Regions from separate parts of the Homo sapiens genome. Here region 1 is linked to region 2. A link is an interaction called in ENCODE POLR2A ChIA-PET data of the cell type or tissue named here. Cell type or tissue: A673. All regions are shown on one strand. Links, peaks and the distances in the headings refer to the core of each region. The heading gives the core; the rest is flanking DNA. Region 1 overlaps ADK (adenosine kinase). Region 2 overlaps ADK (adenosine kinase).

Evidence for each region. ChIA-PET counts read pairs that join two places held together with the same protein. Peaks named below come from ENCODE experiments on the same cell type or tissue, not always from the same donor. Only the 100,000 strongest peaks of a DNase experiment are listed, where the experiment ranks them.
Region 1: POLR2A ChIA-PET joins it to region 2 with 5 read pairs; 2 of 35 experiments call an interaction of 5 or more read pairs at or near these places.

What each region holds. Positions count from the first base shown.
Region 1 is chr10:74,669,321-74,672,245 of GRCh38, reverse strand. ADK (adenosine kinase) reads right to left here. Exons shown (of 11, transcript NM_006721.4): 10 at 1,977-2,063. Among named protein-coding and RNA genes, the nearest start is that of ADK-AS1, 140 kb to the right of the region's middle. In A673, for the core only: no CTCF peak of the experiment used is centred there; no DNase peak of the experiment used is centred there.
Region 2 is chr10:74,254,710-74,257,634 of GRCh38, reverse strand. The region is part of intron 3 of ADK (adenosine kinase); the gene reads right to left. It overlaps LOC124902456 (a long non-coding RNA gene), which reads right to left. Exons shown (of 2, transcript XR_007062198.1): 2 at 2,758-2,925. Among named protein-coding and RNA genes, the nearest start is that of ADK, 100 kb to the right of the region's middle. In A673, for the core only: no CTCF peak of the experiment used is centred there; DNase peaks (open chromatin) are centred at 994 and 1,424; H3K27ac peaks cover 1,049 bases.

The sequences.
Region 1 (2,925 bases), core at 293-2,792, 410 kb before region 2:
ATGACTTGCAAAGCCTAAAATAGTCACTATTTGGCCTTTAAAAAAGACGACTGTGGATCCCTGTTCTATACTCTTTTTCTTTTTTGCTTACCTAACTATACCCCAACAATAAATATAATGAAGTAGGATAAAAAGAGGCTGAAAAATCCTCTAACAAAAAAATCCCAATTGCTTTGATGAAGTAGTTTATTTATCGTTGTAACCACAATACAAATGGTAGCTAGCTGTTCCTACCTCAGTATCCTAAGAATGGCCTCTCCCTCCCTCAAAAAGTCTACATGTTCTCACCTAGTATCGGTAGCATTACAGATAGTTAGGTGTCTGTAACAGAATCTGTTGTTGCCGGGCCAGGAAGCCAAGTAACCCAAGGCCAGAGGTAGTGGCTATTTAGGTCACCATCAAATCTATGATGGCCTCATTATGTGTCCCACTGAATGTCAAAGAAATAGAATACTTCATGTTTTAAAGATTTTAAAGTACTTAAGTAATGTACATACAGTGTATAAGTTTAAAAGTTTCTAGACTAAGATTCCTGGTTTGACCAATTTCTAACCAAGAAATCACTAGGGTTTTCTTAATGTATTACAGAATATGGTTAAATTCAGAATAAAATATTTTAGCCTACATACATCTATAGCTCTAAAAAGTAAAAAATAGGAAAATTGGCTGCTAAGTACTCTAATATTATCAATAATGAAGACTTTCCGAGCAAGGAAATAAAAAACACAATCATAACAGTGAAGTAGAATGTTGTCTGTGGTACAGACTCTTTCCAAAGAACAAGGGCATGGGGCATCCTAATGGTTAATAGTTCATTTAAGACTGGGCATGACCAGCCTGCCCAACATGGCGAAACCCCGTCGCCACTAAAAGTACAAAAATCAGCCAGGTGTGGAGGCATGCACCTGTGGTCCCAGCTGCTTGGGAGGCTGAGGCAGGAGAATCATTTGAACCCGGGAGGTGGAGGTTGCAGTGAGCTGAGATTGCACCACTGCACACCAGCCTGGGAGAAAAAAAAAAAAGACTGGGCATGAATAGTTTTAGAGAAAGAAAAATAAAAATTTATGTTGGCAAAAGACTATTAAAATAAAATATTAAGTTAAAACCATCACACAAACTTAAATAAGTTTCCCATGATTCAAATTATCCTCCAGAGAAAAAGGGACAATCATCAGCTCCACTTGCTTGCTTTTTTTTTTTTTTTTTTAAATTAACCTGGTCTGGCTTGATGTTAAGAGAAAGAAACAGAGACCAGGAAAGACCCCTTTGGGGTATCTGTGAGGAAGCGAAAGCTTTCTAGAGACTATAAACTAGCTTAATTAACTACACTTAACTAGAAGGAATTTAGACTTATCAAAAGAATTTTTGAATCAGATTTTAGATCAATCTAAGTCATCAAGCCAAGTCTTCTATTGTTTTGATTTTATTTTTGAGTATTCATTACCAAAATCATTAGTTCACATAAAATTTGCCAGTTCTTATTGAGCCAAAAATAGGCAAAAATTTAACCCTTTTTAGTATAACAAACAACCACTATTGTGTTTGAAACAGATGTTTTAACCAAAGGATTATCATCAAAAGACATCATCCTTAGTTATTAGCATACTGTTTAATATTCATCACAACTTGTTTTAAAGAACAAAAATGTGTTAACATTTAAGCCTGAAGGGCTATGAATATACTATATACTGTACTTGATGCAGTTTGTTTATGCAATTTTCTGACAGATACAATTAATCTTGTGAAAATGACTGGGGTACAGCATAGTAGCAAATTATCTTTTCCAAACACATATTTTTCCTCTGGTAAAACCCTCTAATACTGACAATGATAGAAGTATATGGAAAGAACTTCAGAAGTTAATTATTTAAAAGAAGAAATTAGAAGTTACTAAATGAATAAATCTTGGTTATATGGTAGAAACAAGGGTTAAAATGTTTTACTTGTAAGTAAGAATGAAATAAATTAGTCTGTACCTCCAACAAATGCATCTCCAGCTCCATTGGTATCAATAATTTCTTTCTGGTCTTGATCCAAGACAGCAAAAGCAGTGACTTCACTTTCTGCAATTAGAGCCAAAGAAAGGCAGAATGACTTCTCTTTGTAACACTCAATACAAGCTCACCCAGTAACATCTGAAGCTCCTTCATCACTCATCATTCAAAGAGAGACAGGACATAAGCTCCATATTCTGTACAGGGGCACTTGGGAACTAAGGTGCAAAATCATCTGCAAGTAATACTTTTTTGGTAACTTTCAGCATACAGATGCTGCTGTATACGTCTTATGAGAGTTATACCTAGGTAGTTCACACTTTTTTTTGGAGTGACTACAAATGGTAGCAGTACCTTTCTGGACAGTGCAAATGAACAGAAGCCATAAACTAAAGGAAGTGTTGGTATGGATTGGATCATGGGTTTCTAAAAAAGCTTCGAGCCTGACTATATTCCTGGCAGTGAAATGTTGGATACAGTTAAAGAGTTGTAAATTTAAAAAAATATAAATAATGAATATTGGGTGTTTCTTTATAGAAAATCACAATGGCACAATAAAAACATTACTATTATTCTGTTAAAATACTTCTTCCCAATGTCAAGAATTTTTTATTTTAGTTGGTTTACTAAAAATAACCTAATCTGGTTATGTTTTGCAAAGAAGTCACTATCTGTCAACTGGCAAAAGGGAAAGCTACAACTGAATGCATGGGCAGAACAAAAGGGACAGTGCAACGGGATTTTGCCCTAGAGTAGTCTGGACCAGGGCTTACTTGTTTTGACTACAGAGTAACCTAATTTAGTACTTTAAACATGGCACATGACAGTGGAATGGACTTATCTGTCATGAAATCTGGCTTACAAGATACATCTGCAAACGATTGGACAGTGCTTCTTATTGGGGGCTGGAACTTCTGAAATCATAAATTTG
Region 2 (2,925 bases), core at 255-2,754:
CAATAAACCACCATAAGAATGTCATATAGAAAGACTAAAGTATCTATAGATTATGTATAGATGATTATTCTAAATTAAATTTCAAAAACAATATGCTCAATTGATATAAAATTATAAATTGCTTTATTAACTCATATTTTTCATTTAAGTATTAATATCACCACACTCACTTTAAAACATACATATAGATTATTATGAAACTTTGAATATCAAAGTACCATTTAGATTTCCTTATTATGCAAATACTGACTATAAAATACAGTTGACCCTTGAATGAAGTGGGTTTGAACTGCGCAAGTCCACCTACAGGCTGAAATTTTTCAACCAAATGTGGATTGAAAATACAGAATTCACAGGATACGAAACTTGCGCATACAGAGAGCCAACTTTTCCTTTATGTAGGTTTCACAGCACCCACTGTGGGACTTAACATATTTGTAGACTTGGGTCCTGGAACCACCCGCCCATGTATACTGAAGGATGACTGTAATATCATGTAAAATATAAAGTTCAGTAACCTATAAAATTGCAGTTGTCTTCAATTTTTACCCATTTTTGTAATGGATTTAATATCACACTTTTATTTAACAAATTAAAGATAAGTCAATTTTAGTCTCTTTCAAAATGACTCTTAGTTGCAGTAACTCATTTTGGTTTACACATATTATGAGAACTTTTATGTTACTATGTTACCTAAGTTATTGTGCTTTCAAAAATTTCTCTAAATCAGAGAGGTAAAAAATTTTCTATAAATGTCTGTACTTCTACAATGATTCCTTCAAAAATACTGTTTTGATATATGGTTGCATCAATAAAAACACGTTAGGTTCATGTACCATTTATCAGGTAAGAACTGCAAAATATCAGTGGCTTAAAACAATAAGGTCATTTTCTTGCTTACACTAGCTGTTCATCATAAGTCATTTGAGGACTCCACCCCACATCTTTTCATCTCAGTACCCAAGATGATGGAGCAATCACCATCTCACATTTTACCAGTTATCATGGTAAATGGAAAGAGTAGTCTGGACAGTCTTGCACTGGTAATTAAATGCTCTGGCCTGTAAAAACATTATTTTACTTCTGCTCACAACTAAGCATAATTATCTGAGAAAGTTTACCCTTCAAAAAGTTTAAATCTTTACAATTTCAAAAAAAAAATGTTTACCTCACTAAGAAGGCCATGAAGATAGGTTACATAATGTTCACTAAAGACGAAGAGCATTCCAGGTTCCTTTTTGTATTAAATGACTATCAAATCATAACAATCAGTTCTTGCCAAATCTGCTAAACATATAACCAGGATAATGTTAAGTACTCTTTCAAAACTGCAAATTTGACCACATCACTTGCTTAAAATCCTCTAATCTTCTCAGCATGGCGCTCCATGAAATGATCCCTGACTGCCTTTCTGTCAACTCTGAATACTCAATAAAATTTACAAAATGCTCCAAGGGAGACAAAACTAATAAATATGCTGCACGCAGGCTTTCCTGCCTTTTCACATGTCAGAATGCTTTCTCTGCCACCTCCACTTGAAAGCTTCCTCTTCCTTCAACTAAGCTTAAGCCTATCGCCACTGTGAAGCTTTTCTTGACTCTGATTACAACACCCAAAGGATTTTGTACTCCCTCAACACTGATTCCAGATCTGCACTGTGACTGTTCGTTGACTACCCAGTTATGAGCTTCTCAAAGGCAGACACTATTATTTACAAATATGAGTCCCTGGTATGAGACATTTAGTGGCTAACAAATGTCTAGAAAATGACTAAAGTTCCACAGTGCCAAAGAATGGTCTTAAAGAACAGCAGTATGTTTTAGAAATGAAGAATACCTGTTCTGACTGTCCATGGAGAGATAACTGCAAAAGTAAGTTTGCTTAACAAATTCCTTTTAGTATCTAAATGCTAGAGCTAATTTTGTTGGTGGCAATTCTAATAAATTAACTTAAAGTTATAGGACATTGAACTAATTTTTCTTTCATTCATTCCCCAGACTTTTATTTATTCAACTCAGATGTACCAAATGCCAGGATCTATGAGAAATTCTAAGAATGGCATTCATGTTAGTGGAGCTGTTGTCATCATTATACATATTGGACTGTCAAATTATGCCCCCAGTTAATTGACAAGATAGACTCCTTGTGGCTCAAAGGTAAAAGCAGAACCAAGAGGCAATGACAGGGTAAGGGAGCAATTATACCCTGTGTCCTTAAAAGTGTTGCAAAACCTGTTTTTCTGCCACCAAGTCAAAGAACAGTTCCTTTTGGTGATCATTTGGAAATTCCCCAAATGATCACCAAAAGACCACCTGGTGCCAACTGACCAACCACCTGGAAACAACCAACTAAGACACACTGGTGATTTGGGGATTAAAGGTCATCTAATCAAGACTTTATTCCTTACTTCCTTGACCCCACCTCCCCTGTCCTACAATTTTTGCCTTTATAATTTCTAACTCTCCAACCCCCAACTAGGACCTCATTTTCATTTTACACCACAGGCTGCATATCCCCAACCTACTATTGTTTTCTATAGAAAAATAAAGCTGTCCTTTTTTCCTCCATGGATCTCATGGTCTTTTGTTACATGACAAAAATAGGCTGTTTAATATTTTACTCATCTAAATTTTTAATATCTGATGTTCACTTTGACCATCAACATAACAAGAAAATACTGTACAGCATAATTTTATATTAACACAATTCACTGTAGTTATTAAAAAGTTTGAACAATGATTATCCACTAGCCATAAAACTCTCAACAGTTTAATAGCAAATAAACAAAGGAAGGTATCACACTTGGCAAATACAAAATGACTATTTGTCCATTGTGTCTGTGCAACTAAAACAGATTTAGGTTCCCCATTGGTACAAAAGGAAAAACACACAAAAAAAGAAGGAGATTCCTTTTAAACACAGAGC